Linked DNA regions of Mus musculus: region 1 is linked to region 2. A link is a contact called in ENCODE Hi-C or POLR2A ChIA-PET data. All regions are on one chromosome and are shown on one strand. The core of a region is the stretch at or near the end of the contact, and the rest is flanking DNA. Distances in the headings are between cores, read along the strand shown.

The links. A loop is a pair of places that touch in the nucleus more often than their neighbours do. ChIA-PET counts read pairs that join two places held with the same protein, here RNA polymerase II (POLR2A).
Region 1: a map of heart shows a loop between it and region 2 (4-fold over the local background). The contact joins the promoter of Borcs5 here to the promoter of Lrp6 in region 2. A Hi-C loop is called at or near these places in 1 of 37 maps with a recorded cell type or tissue (heart). POLR2A ChIA-PET finds 5 or more read pairs at or near these places in 2 of 5 experiments (Patski and embryonic stem cell).

The regions. Positions count from the first base shown.
Region 1 is chr6:134,635,763-134,642,792 of GRCm38, forward strand. Borcs5 (BLOC-1 related complex subunit 5) reads left to right here and starts at 5,178. Exons shown (of 4, transcript NM_026371.3): 1 at 5,178-5,495. The coding sequence starts at 5,438.
Region 2 is chr6:134,565,060-134,572,373 of GRCm38, forward strand. It overlaps Lrp6 (low density lipoprotein receptor-related protein 6), which reads right to left and starts at 1,854. Exons shown (of 23, transcript NM_008514.4): 1 at 1,584-1,854. The coding sequence starts at 1,638.

The DNA of each region.
Region 1 (7,030 bases), core at 3,928-6,427, 74 kb after region 2:
TGAGAGACTGGCTAGCTGGATGTGTTGGGTAATAAAAGGGAGAAAGATCCAGGCTTGGGGAGGGGGGTCACAGGCACAAAGGAAAAAAAAAAAAAACTTTAGTCTTGGGTATATCACACTTTACTGTATGAAACCACTTCACTGGGAAGTGAAGAGAGTTGTTTCTAAGATAGACATGGTGGCCCAGCCCTATGATCTTAGGGCTTGAGAGGCTAAAGTAAGAGAATTGCTGTGAATTTAGGGTGAGCCTGGGTTACAAAGGAAGACCTCTATCTCAAACAACAACAACAACAACAACAAAAACCACAGGAGAAAAAAATGTTCAAAGGCTATTCATACATGTAACACACACAGACTGCTGCTCATGCATACGCCATTCTGAAAGGCATCAGTCACAGGTGGAGAAAACTTACAGTATAAACACTCATTTCGTTTTCTTTTTTAATTTACTTATTTATATGTGTACACTGGAGCTGTCTTCAGACGCACCGGAGGGCATCAGATCCCATTACAGATGGTTGTGAGCCACCATGTGGTTGCTGGGAATTGAATTCAGGACCTCTGGGAGAGCAGTCAGTGCTCTTAACCACTGAGCCATCTCTCCAGCCCCTCGTTCCATTTCCTTAAGGGTGAGGGCTACATCTTGTTGAATCTTTTCTTACCTCTAACATGTACCCAGTATCTGACAGGCTCCCAGTAAACTTGGAGTCAGCAGATGAAAGGCATACAGAGTTCTGTACTAAATTAAATCCATCCACTTACGTGTATTCTTCAAAGGCTGGAGAGATGGGTCAGCAATTACAATTGAGTACTGACTGGTCTTGTACAGAACCTGAATTTGGTTCCCATGGCACATATCAGGTGGCTAACGACTGGCTGTAACTGTACTTCCAAGGGATCTAACGCTCTCTTCTGGTCTCCACTGGTACTACAAACCACTCACCCTTGTCTCCTGCTCCAAATAAAGTGAAATCTAGGGTTAAAAAAGATATAGGCACTTAAACCTCACCTTTCCACCAGGCGTGGTGTCTTACACCTTTAATCCTAGTACTTGGAGGCAGATCTCTGAGTTCCATGTCAGCCTGGTCTACAAAGGGAGTTCCAGGACAGCCAAGGCTATTACATAGCGAAACCCTGTCTCAAAACAACAAAACAAAAACAAAAATAAAAACAAAAAAAAAAAAAAACCCAAAAACCCCTCACCTTTTCTCACCATTCTAAAGCTGGGCACGACAGGGCATACCTGCCATCCCAGCATTTGGGAGGCTGAAGCAGGGAGATGGTCTGACCTGGGCCTGTGCATCAAACACTAGACTAGCCTAGATAGAGATCCCGTCTCAAAAACACACAGTTCACCAAACCCCAAACAAAACAGTCTTTCACGTTCTAGGAGCCTATGCTGATCTCTGGGTAGATTTTATATCTATTTTTCTATTCCTATAAAATACTGAACTTAAAAATCTATTTGCATTCTTCTCATTGCCTTGTTGAGTCGTTGAAACCACAGCCCAAGTCATTTCACTTTTCACCGTCTCCTAACTTTAGAAGTTGCATATTTATTGCCCTCAGAGCTGTGAAGTTTAAATGAGGTAAGATACAGAGCATATTTGTGCACAGCAAAAGAAAGCTCAAAGTCCTAGGTCAGTCTGGCCCTGCTGGTACTATATTTATACACAAAATCTTAGGACCTTTTCTTGTTTTGTCTCTTAAGATGAGTGTCACGAAGACCAGGATGGCCTTGAACTCTCTAAGTACTCAAGGACAACTTTGAAACCCTGATCCTCTTGTTTCCACCACCACAGTCTCTGAGTACTGGAGTACAGGCTGTTGTACATGACTTTGAGTCAAACTACTGCTATCTTCAGGATTCCAGCTGGGCCTGCTAGCCAAAGATCACCACAGTGGGGGGTTCTGACTTTATTTTTCCTCCAGGAAGGAAAGAGGGGGTAAGGGGAATCTCATCTGACTATCCAGCCCCTCTTCACAAGCAGTTCTATGCAATTCTGCTTGAAGGTGGCTTTGGGGGTGGAGAATTGTATCTGGGTGGAGCTAGGGTATATCGGTAAGACATGAAAGGCTGGGACTCTATGTATACTAGCTGTATACATAGGTGGGTGCCCGGTTTTGTGCGTCAACTTGACACAAGCTGGTGTTATCACAGAGAAAGGAGCCTCCCTTGAGGAAATGCCTCCATGAGATCCAGCTGTAAGGCATTTTCTCAATTACTGATCAAGGGTAGGAAGGCCTATTGTGGGTTGGTGTCATCCCTGGGTTGGTAGTCCTAGGTTCTGTAAGAAAGCAAACTGAGCAAGCCAGGGGAAGCAAGTCACTAAGCAGCACCCCTCCATGGCTTCTGCATCAGCTCCTGCCTCCAAGTTCCAGTCCTGACTTCCTTTGGTGAAGAACAGCAAAATGGAAGTGTAAGCTGAATAAACCATTTCCTCCCCAACTTGCTTTTGGTCATGATATTTGTGCAGAAATACAAACCCTGACTAGGACAAATTGGTACCTGTCCCGGCCTTTGGGACAGTCGACCAGGGTCTGGGGAACCACCTATGGAGAGAACGAGAGGTGAGAAGCACAAGGACTGACAGCAAGTCTGATTGATCAAGCTGTCAAATTTTTATTGTTCCCAGGCAGATTTTATGCCCACAGAAGCAGGGTATGGGGAGGGGGATTTCGCAGAATTGCTTTGTTTCTGGGAGAACGCACCTGTTCCCAAAAGCAGGCTATTGGCTAGGTAAAAAGTTCAGCAGGAGGAACAGAACAGAATGGGTTGCAAGGTACCTGTCCACAAGATCTACAGCTATTTGTTCTTAACTGGGGGTAGTAGTTTCCATAGAGGCCTCAACTTTTTCCCACAGAAATCTAAACTAAGCTAGTGCTTTTCCACTAAGGCCAAGACTTTGTAAGTAAGCACTTATGGCTAACAAGGCAGTTAACATTCAAACACGGTCGCTCCCAACAGGTACCAGCATAGTGGGGTATTCCTGTGACAACCTGACCATGTTTTGGGGAGGACTGTGGAAGAACTTTGGAACTTTGAGCTAGAAGAGCATTGGTTTTTAAGAGCTCTGTGGGATGTTGTGTAGGAGCTTGGAAGATAATGTTGAGAACAGTGCAGAAAATGGAGGCCTGGCTTGTGAAACTTCAGAGGGATATTAAAGAATCTTTTATTGTTTGTTTGTTTGTTTGTTTTTTCAAGACAGGGTTTCTCTGTGTAGTCCTAGCTGTCCTGGAACTCACTCTGTAGACCAGGCTGGCCTCGAACTCAGAAATCTGCCTGCCTCTACCTCCCAAGTGCTGGGATTAAAGGCATGTGCCACCAATGCCCAGCGATATTAAAGAATCTTACCAGGGCTGTTGCTACTTTGATTGTGAAGATTCTGTGGTTTTGGTTAGCTGGAGCTGAAGGATCAGCTGTGGTTAACAAGATACCAGGACTACTAAAGCGAAACCTTTGCATTACTGGGGCAATTGATGCTGGTTAGCTGGAGCTACGAAATTAGCGGTGATAAAGAAGAGGCCAGCATCACTGAGGTGACATCTTCTGGAAGGTGTTTTCTGAGAGCACAGAAGCTGTGTTCTGGAGACAACCACAGTTGTGCCTCATGTAGGACCCATACTTGGTAATGTATAAGAGTCACCCAGGTGGTACTGGTTTTGAAACATGAAGGGGTAGCAGCTGATGCTTGGCTCTGTGAGAGGCCAGGAGAGGTCACTGGTGAAGGTGCAGCCACAGTGGCAGTTGAAGGCCCAGGACTAAAGGGGTCATGCAGAGAAGTTGAAGCTTAGCACCATGAAAAGAGCCTATGAGAGTGAAAGTGCAGTCCAGTTGTAGCAGAAAACAGCAGTGTTTTGGAGATGCCAGTACCACTGAGAACAGCAACACTGGTGTACAGGCATCTGGAGCCTAGAAAACAAGGTGGGTGCTACAAAGGGCTGAGCTGGAGAAGTAACACAAGCCCTTGGAGGAGCCCAGAGCATCGAGAGTGGATCCCAGACATTGGATAGTCAGAGTTTGATTTTGCTTTTGATTGTGACTATGCCCTGGTATTTTTCCCTCTTGAAGTATGAAAGTATTTTAGTGGAGCCCACAGATAGGAGACTGAATTGTAAAAAGACTTTGAATTTCAAGATATTAGATATTTTAAAGGGATTGAACTTCGGTGGTAGTTGAGACTGTAGAAGGGTATAGATGTATTTATATCTCCCCCAAGGAAGGAATTTTAGCAACACAGGCATACATCATAAAGCCAAGCTGCTTGTAATATCTTGAAACAGATGAGAGAATCCCTATAAGGCATTGGGTTACTACCCATCTATATGAGATTGGCTCAGATAAGCAGTTTCCTTTTTTTGTATTAGCTGTTTATCTTCCTGGCTTCTGGTAGTTCCATAGTGATCTGTCAATAAAACAGCATATTCTAACAATTTCTTACTTATTTCTAACTCCTTAAAACACACACACACACAGTCTTGGCATTTCCTGTATGGCCTCCTACTACAAAACTCCCTGCTTTCAAAGTTTAGAAAAGAACTCTGCTTCTGTACTAGTGTGAATTGAAATTTGAGGGCTACAGACTACCTTTCTTCCTCATTGGTAAAATAGGTGTAAAAATACCGATTTTTGCCTGACATGGTGGTGGTTTACCCTGTAACCCAGCACTTCTGTTGATTGAGCCAGGATCGAGAATTCGAGGTCACCAGGGTCATACAGAGTGAACTTCTATCTCAAAAACAAAAACCCAGACCATTCTGTAAAGTCGTTTGAAGATAACCAGCATTACAGTTCTTTTTTTTTTTTTTTAAAAAGATTTATTTATTAATTGATTTTTATGTATATGAGTACACTACAGCTGTCTTCAAACGCACCAGAAGAGGGCATCAGATCCCATTACAGATGGTTGTGAGCCACCATTTGGTCGCTGGGAATTGAACTCAGGACTTTCGGAAGAGCAGTCAGTGCTCTTAACCGTTGAGCCATCTCTCCAGCCCCAGCATTATGGTTCTTAATATGTGTTGCTCAAAGGTAATTAATGTGTCTTCGGGGGTAGGAAAAGGCTTTATCTTTTGGACATCTTTGGCCTTGGGGAAGCCTAGCCCTTTAAGGCAGCGCCGCCCCAGCCTCCAGCGCGCGTCTCTTGCCCCGCCCCACCCCTCGGGTTTGGAGGCGGGACCTCCAAACCCGGAACTGAAGGCCGCGCATTGCCGGCCCGGCCAATCGGCGTCCCGGAAGGAGCGAGCTGAAGCCACCGAGCCAGTGAATGACAGCAGCGCCGCCCGCCGGTCGCGGCTGCAGCCCTGCCGGCGTCCCGAGCCTCCTGTCAACGCGAGCGGCGTGCTTTCCAGCGGCGCCTCTCCAAGTGTCTGTGGCCCAGCGGGGTCTCCCCGCTCTCCCTAGCCTCTGCCCCGGTGTCCCTCCGCTGCAGGGGCCATGGGCAGCGAGCAGAGCGCGGAGGCCGAGAGCCGCCCCGGCGATCTGAACGCCTCAGGTCGGTGCCTCACCTCCCCGCACCGGTGTTGCTGGCGAAGCCGACCGCCCCGGTGCAGGCCCTCTGTGTTCCCTAACACAAAAAAAGCGTGGCCTCCCGCCCCAGTCCTAGTCCCCTAAACCGGCTTGCCCGGCTTCACTCTAATTTCTAAAAGACGACCTACTTAGTGTTCGGTTCCTGGACTCCACACTGACGTGGAGACTTGGGTCACACTGGATCGATCATACCCGAGTCCTCCAAGATCAGGTTTTCTGAAAATCGGGGTGTCGAGGAACCTTTTCAGAAGGGTCCTGTGAGCACTGGGCGGTCACTCTCAGTGTTTGGGTGCAAATATTTCCAGGCACCGCTCTCTGGCCACTCAGGTATCGGTTTTTTGTTTTGTTTTGTTTTAATAATTTTAAAAATAAGTTGGCCAGGTGGCAGGCAGTCTCTCGTGTATCTTCTGTTCACATTTTTTAGACGTCTCTTAGCATTTGGGGTAGGATTTGGAAGGGTTTTGTCCTGTACCTGTAGTAAGTGCTCAATAAAACAGCTGGCAATTGAAAACCATTTGGTCCTTTTGTTGTTACTTAGGTAACCTCTGAGAGGGCCCTCGATAGGCTCAAGGGTTACAAGCCTAATTAGTTAAACTCTCTCATAGCCAAAGAGTCTCAGAGTGGCTCTCTACTTGGTAATCTTTGCAACTTAGAAATGTGGAAGCTAACAGATGATTCATGCTGAAGGGCGTTCCTTCAAGACCTGCAGTCAGGGGCTTGCAGCTACTAGCTTTGTTATGTTTTCATTCCTTGGAAGGCCTAGAGTATCACGTCTGTTTTTAAGAAACCCGCAAAAATGGCTCATCTCATACTTTTTTTTTTTCTGTATCAGGCCAGAAGCACACTTTAGGGGAAGTAGTGTAGCATCCTATCAGACAGTTGCTCATCCGGGAACCATAGAAATGAGCATAGGCTCATTTCTGATAGAACGTACACATCCCGTGCCAGGATAATGTTTATAGTATACCCATTTTTGCCCACATCTTTACCAATTTTATGCATAAATAATGCCTAACTGCTTTGAAGTCCCTTTTCCTTTGAGTCTGGAGGAATCGTGTAATTTGTTGCAGAAAAGACTGGTACTGCTTTTGTAAAGTGTCAGATAAATGACAAAGCCAAGATAAACTTTTCCTGAAAAAGCAATAAAAGCGGCAGAGGTCCATCGTTGTTGTCATCTGTCCCCCACTCCCACCCCAGCACGGTGAGGCACCAGGAGAAGCTCGCTCCTGGAAGATGGAGTAGTTCTGTGGTATTTATCCTCAGGACAGACGGATGGGCCTGAGTGTGTTTACTGTTTACCAGAACTTTCAAGAATAAGACAGCTTAGGGATTCATTCTTGTTCCAGCCAGGAAATTATTTGGGTAAGAGGATATCTTGTTCTAGAGACTCCTTGTAGGTTTACATTGACATGCCCCGGAAGCAATGCTCCCATTTTCTGAATGGTTCCTATTGATGGTTTCTGTCCTCCGTGCACAAATGCTGCACCAAGCTCCCTGAAG
Region 2 (7,314 bases), core at 604-3,103:
CCATCTCTAAACCAAACTCATGCATGAATCTACTCAACTCTAGGCTCAAACCTGTTATCAAAATAAACAAACAGTCCTATGTCCCCTCTAAGAATGGCAGCTGGACTTTCAGGCGCTAAAGCCATCAGAAGTCACAGATTTAGACTTTCCCAACTCTAAATCAATCCACTAGTTCTACATTTTAACTCTTATGAACTTGTCAATCATATTCACATGTTAATAACAACTTTCTCACAGCTACAGCAAAATCTTTCAATGTAGAGTTTACTATAACAAAATAAACACTTGATTATTAAATCTCTTGAGTAATAACATTGAGTTCTCTGCCATGGAAATTAAAACAGCAATTATCTTTCTGGTATTTGCAAAAAGGACTAGACAATTCGGGATACGCTTATTTTTAGAAAATGGTGGGGGGGTTTTAAGGCAAATAGTCTTATTCAAATACACACATGCATAGATGATAGGCTGTCCCATTTACATCATAAGATTGTTAGTTACTATCCTACTTTGCAAACTTCCATACTTCTGACGGACTTAAACGTTGAGCTTGTTAAATTAATAACTAAGAATCCCAGAGAGGTCCCATTAACTGGCACAGGTAAGTTAACAAAAGCGAACAACAAGATACGGCGTCAAACAGCACCTCAATTCTTGCACAGGCAACACTCTCCATGGCACCAGCCCCCATCGCTCATCAACTGAAGACCAGTCGACAAGGTTTCCATTGCAAACTGTCACACAACAAAAAGTCAGGACGTACGTCTCAGCCTCACAGTCCAAATTCAAAACACCACAGAGCCACTACGTTTAAGCGATTCCCATAGCAAATTACCCAGGGCATTCTCTGTTATTTACTAAAGTGCCAAGCAGTTCCCAGGGGTGCCCAGCAAATGATAATTTAGTTCCCAGGATAGGCTCCTCGCCACACAAGGATGACTTCCCTACTTGGTGCCAACTGTACACTTGCACACTCCGCAAACAGGGGGCGAGTCCTGAATACCAGGGGTTACGAGGGCAACGTTTGTGTTTTTATTATGGGCTCAGATGATCCCGAATGCTGAAAAGCGCGACCTATCACCCTAGAGTCAATTTCCAACTGTGCTCTCACCCAGGACCATTCTATCCCCGCGGAAGACAATTATTAGTTGTAACAAGGCCTAGAGAGGGGAGAAGGAAAAAAAAAATAGTGGGGTTTAAAGAAGAAGAAAAAAGTTCACCTAAGAGACACGGGAAAGGTGAGCTCAGGCTTCGAGGGAGAGGGAGGTCAACACCAATGGTGCTGAAAGCGCAACTACAAAAGCCCCTTTCTGCCCCGAGTGCAGGCGAGCCGGGCACCGTCAGTCATTCCGATGGAGTGCGGGGGGCCAGGGGTCCCCCCGAGGCCCGCAGCTTTGTCCGGCGGCGCCGCGGGGCCGGCCAGGGGTGTGCGCGGCGGCCGGGCGCGGCCCCCGACCGCGGGCCCCTTCCTCGCGCGGCTCCCCAGCGCCAGGCCTCTGTCCCCGCCGCTGTCCCCGCCACCTCCCCTCCCCCTCCCGGGACCCCGGCAACTTTTCCCCCGGCCTCGCCTCGCTTCGCCTCACCTCTCAGCAGCACGCAGAAGCTGCAGGCCAGGAGGCTCCTCAGCACGGCCCCCATCTTCCCCCCACCACCGCGCGCGCTCGCGGCCCTCACCGGCGCCCGGCGGCCAGGGGACGCGCGGGCGAGGAGCCGGGGCGGCCGCCGCAGCGGCGGGTCTGCACGCTCATGCTTTCCGCGGCCGCGAGAAGAAAGAAAAGGGCGCACGTCAGGGCTCTAGCGCGCCGCTCCGGCCCGGGCTCGCGCGACGCCAGCGCCTGCCCCCATGCCGCCGCCTCCTCCCGCGGCGCCCCACGTCCCCCGCGCGGCGCCTCATTCAGCCTCTTCCTCTCGCAGCGGCGCAGGGATCCGCCGCGGGGCCGCCGCCGTCTCCCTGCGCGCCCGACTCCCCCCACCCCCGTCCTCAGCGCGCCGCGGCCGGACCCCGGGAGCCGCGACCGCCGCGCGCGCCGACTCCCCGGAGAGCCCCCGCGGGTTGAGCCTCGCGAGCCCCCGCACGCTGCGGGGATAAGGTCTTCCCGAGGCGCATTCCGATGGGATTCTTTCCCCGGGCGGCGGAGGGCGTGAGGCGACGTCGGCCGACACTGGGGCCGGCGTGGTCGGGACTACTTTCTGCGTCCCGGCCCGTCGCCGCCCGCGCCGCTCTTTGTGCGCCCGGCCGCCGAGCCAGGTGGAGCTGCGGACCCCGGGGCTGCCCCGGGACGTAGGAAAATCAAAGTGCCATTGCGGCTTACGCTTTCCCGAAGCGGCGGGCCAGGGGAACGGTGTGCAGAAGCCAACGCGGAGCACATCGCTAGTGGACTGGGTTGAGAATCCTCATCATAGGAAGTAAAATAAACCAGACTCGGACTTTAAAAAAAAAAAAAAGTATGTTTTTCTCCTAGTGTGGAGCCTGCTTTACATATACACATAAAGTCACACACATGGGGAAAAGACAAAGATTGTGGGATTGTATACACATAAGTAAACCTTACTCAGACAAGTTTCCCTCATATGTGGATCTAGGGGTGTGTGTGTGTGTGTGTGTGTGTGTGTGTAGAAATGCCTTTATATATGAGTTAACACATAGATGATAAGAAAATAAAAGTATGACTATCTGGGAAAAAGAGTGAAGCTAATGTTGGGGGAAGAGGCACACACATGTTAAAAGAAAATTATGTGCTTGAATCTTATCCATCATTACATACAATAAATATAAACTAAGAAAAAAATTAAAGAAAAAAAACAATAGTTTTTTGTTTGTTTGTTTATTGCCTTCCAAGAAATACAGACCTTTTTTTGTGAACTAAGCTGACAAGGACTAAAGCTTTCTAAACTGAGAGAGAAAATCCTTAGTAGCTAACAGCAAAGAGAAAATAAAACATGTCTTTTCAGGGGGAGGGGTTACAGGTCTGAGAGAAAAAAAGGAGCCCCCAAAACAACCTCTACCACTACATGTGCAGTGGGCATTTCCAAGTAATAGCCCAAATGCCCTCTGCAGTCAACTGGCCAGCTTCAGCCTAGGCCAGCCAGCTCCAAACGTTAACCATCAGCTGTGTCCTGTCCAGCCATCACACACCCTTTCTGCAGGCGAATGGGCAAAGGGCTCACCTAGGGCTTGCAAGCAATTTATCAGATGGGCCACTCAGAACTAACCTGAGATGAGACTGGCTTTGCTGTGATTCTCTTGGCACACATGAAGAATTTGAGACACTCGGTGACTTATCCAAGGCCACTCAAGTCCTGAGTAACAGAACCTGAAGCAACCAACTTGGAGGATTGTACAGGAGTGTTAGGAAATGTTTTCAGGTAGGCTGGTGAGGGAGCGCGGTGGGTAAAGGCACTTACCTCTAAGCCTGACAGCCTAAGTTCAATCCCTAGGGCCCACAATGTGGAAGGAGAGACCTTACTCCTTCCAGCTGTCTCTGACCTCCATTTATATGATATATGCCGTGGGACTCACCCTCTCCAGGACACACACACTTTTTTGTAAACAACAACAAAATTTGCATGCTTAAAAGTAGTGAAGATGGAGAACAGAAGGGGATCTGGCATGGTGGCAGGCTTTCATGTGCAAGACCCTAGATCGCTCTTGTACTGTGGGAAGAAACTGAAAATTTCAATTTTGCTGATGTAACTTGTGTGCATATGTGTGCACAGACCTATTGTATACTTGAGCAAAGACCAGAACTGATAATGCAAAAGTAGGTATCAGGATAGAGGTGCACTTTTCTTCCCTGTCCTTTAATAGACTGTGTTTTTATTTCCTAAAGATACTGGAGTGAACCTCTGTAATAGAAGCCTAGCAACAATGCTATTCTCATTGTAGAACAGATTTGTCACTCAGCCATTTAATTGCACATTAGACACGGTCCCTGGGCTAAGTGTTGGTGATTTAACAATGAGAATAACCATAGCCCTCACACTCAAGCTAACACCCTGATTTGGAAACACACATGAGTTAAAAATGTTATACTTGCTAGATGGAGACACTCTTGAGTTTGCCTAGATAGTTCAAAGAATGAGAAAATACCTGGAGAACCCTGGCTTGAAATGTCCCTCGAGAGTCTGCTTAGCTGACCAGGCCAATGAAGCATCCCAGGCAGAAAAAGGATGGGTGAGAAGGCACGGGGCTAACTAGAGCACTTGGCATGCTGGGGATTTGAAAGTAGCTCCACCTTGCTAAACCATGGGGCTTTTGGAGAATGTCAAGAAACGAGGGTGGACCATTACATAGGAATTGTGTTTATTACTAGAGAAGGTATTTATTTGTTTATTCATTCATTCATTCCTTTGCGGGTGTTGAGGCAGAGTTTCGTGTAACCCAGGATGATGTTCAACTCTCTGTATAGTCAAGGATGACCGTGAGTTTCTGATCCTCCTGCCTCCACCTTCCAAATGTTTGGATGACGAGACAGTGTCACTACTCCCAGCTTAATAAAAAAAAAAAATGGTGTAAGCCAAGCTAAGTTTAGAGGGTATTCAGAAATTTTGCATATGATAGCGAACTCTGAAAAAGGGTCAGTCCACAACAGGCCTGAGGGGTGAAGAGGTGGAATTTAAAGGAAACAAGACATCAAAACAGTAGGACTTGTAAAGAGAGAGGTGCTGAGGGGGACTTCAGGTCTCTAAGTGAAACAGGAGTCTCTTATACCAAGAAAAGACAAGCCCAGGAAACCATTTCAAGCAGGTGTGTAACACAGGCTAGTAGTGTTAGCACTTGTGAGGTAAAGGCCGGAAGCTCAGGAGCTGAAGGCCAGCCTCACCTACAATGAACAAAGGAAAAGCATTTCAAAAGCCAGGTATAGTGAGCAGCCTGTCATCTCAACACTGTGTGGGAGGCTGAGGTGGGAAGAGCCTGAGCTTAGTTCAGTTTGGGCTGCATAATAAAGATTTACATCCTAACACACAAAAGCCATTGAGAAGGAAAGCGGTCATAAGTTACGCCATACTATAGGGCTTCTGGGTTTTTTTAAGATTTGCTATTAATTTTCTGTATGTATCTGTGTCTGTGTGTGTCTGTGTGTCTGTGTATGTCTGTGTCTGTGTTTGTCTGTGTGTACCTGTGTCTGTGTGTGTTTGTGTGTCTGTGTATGTCTGTGTCTGTGTTTGTCTGTGTGTACCTGTGTCTGTCTGTGTCTGTGTCTGTGTCTGAGTCTGTGTCTCTGTCTGTCTGTGTCTGAATCTGTGTGTGTCTGTGTGTGTCTGTGTGTGTCTGTGTCTGTGTCTGTGTCTGTCTGTGTCTGTCTGTGTCTGTGTCTGTCTGTGTCTGTGTCTGTGTCTGTGACTGTGTCTGTGTGTGTCTGTGTCTGTCTGTGTCTGTCTGTGTCTGTGTCTGTCTGTGTCTGTGTCTGTGATTGTGTCTGTGTGTGTCTGTGTGTGTCTATGTATGTCTGTCTGTGTCTGTGTCTGTGTATGTCTGTCTGTGTCTGTGTATGTGTATGTCTGTCTGTGTCTATGTCTGTCTGTGTCTGTGTGTGTCTGTGTCTGTGTGTATGTCTGTCTGTGTCTGTGTTGGGCATGTGTGTGCAGATGACCGAGGAAGCCCAGAGACAACGTTGGATCTCCCAGAGCTTAACAGTGTGGATGGCTGTGCACTGTCCAAGGTGAGTCCTGAGAACCAAGTTCTTAACTGAGAAACCAGGCCTCTCATATTTAAGGTGTTTATAGAATATCCAACTGGAAATATATACTGGATAAATCAATATAGACATTCAGGGTCAGAAGAGAATGGGAAAAACAACCAGGAGTAATGGTTGTGGAACTAGTCTAGTACACCACACACCCCAGGGCATGGCTTACAGAATACAGCACAGCTATGCCACAGCTTGCTTGACCATGACAGTAAGATGTCTTAAAATAAAATCATCTGAGTTACCCAAGAACTTACGGAAAACCGAGGCTTAAGATTCTCGATACAGAGAGCAAAGGATGTAGCTCAGTGGTAGAGCCCTTGCCCAGCATGCAAAACATGGCTCTAAGTTCTACCCTGAGGGCCACAAAAATAAGTAAATAAATAAATAAATAAATCTGGAACCATGAAGCATCCAGTGTAACTAGGAAAAAACAAAAAACAAAAAACAAAAAAACAAAGAAAAATATGGTTGGGTATGGTATAGAAGCTAGGAAAGGAGCCATAAGGCATTGAATGGAAGACTGGCTGAAGGTAGAGCCAGGCAGTATGGCCATGAAAGACAGTACGGTCAGGAATGGCAGGCAGAGTGTTCTTGAAGAATATCTGATCTCACTGTGAACCCCTAGATTGTGTTATTTACTGAAAAAAAAAATCCTGTTTCTAGTTGTGATGTGGCTCAGCCTTAGCACACACCTTTAATCCCTCGGGTTGGAATACAGACACACCTTTAGTACACACCTTTAATCCCAAACAATGAAGGTAAAGTTAGTTTGTAGAAGCACCGATGTTTGAAAGTGATGTCTAATCGAGTGGCAGACAGAGTGATGAATCAGAGAAAGATTTGACAGGATAGGATTTGCCCACCTCTCAGGAGAAGAGAGAGAAGAGGGAAGCTACTTGGGGGACAGTGCAGAGAGGAGGCCATTTTTCCAGGAGGATTTTACAGAAACAAGTTGAAAAGAGGACAAGCTAGACACAGGTAAAGACAGAACAAGCTAGGGAATAAGGAGACAGAAAATTAGAACTGATTGCCAGAGTTAGTTTGAGGCTAAACGGAGCAATTCAGGAGACGCTAAGAGAATCCTGATTGAATCAGTCAGCATGGAGAGGAATCTGAGCCAGAACAGCTGAGATGAACCTGTTGTGCCAGGGAAATGTTAGTGATCCCCCAAAACACACACAGGAGCTGATCTGATGCAACTCACAGCAGGGTCTTTCTATTCGAGCTACCTCAGGCCCCCCAATGCACCACCATCACACAGGATGATTTGGGGCAGGGGGAGCCCAGAGTCTCTACAGGGGCAAGGCTTTATAGTCAACAGCAAGTAGGGAATATGTGTGCAAGCATCTAATTGGAACGCTCCTGTGCCCTTTAACGTAATTGGCTGGTGCTGGGAGTTATGTCATAAACTTAACTTCTGCTCCCTTCTGCATTGGTGGACGTTAGGCAAAGGATGGGCTTGTAACCCGGGGTGCAGGTTTGTTGGGGGAATAACCTGGAGACACTGGTCTTGTTGAGGGTGTAACCTGGATTAGCCTAGAGACATGAGCTAGGCACACGTTCTGTGGGGGGTCGGGGTGGGGGACAACTAGGAAACTAATGCTAGATACCAGCCTGTTAG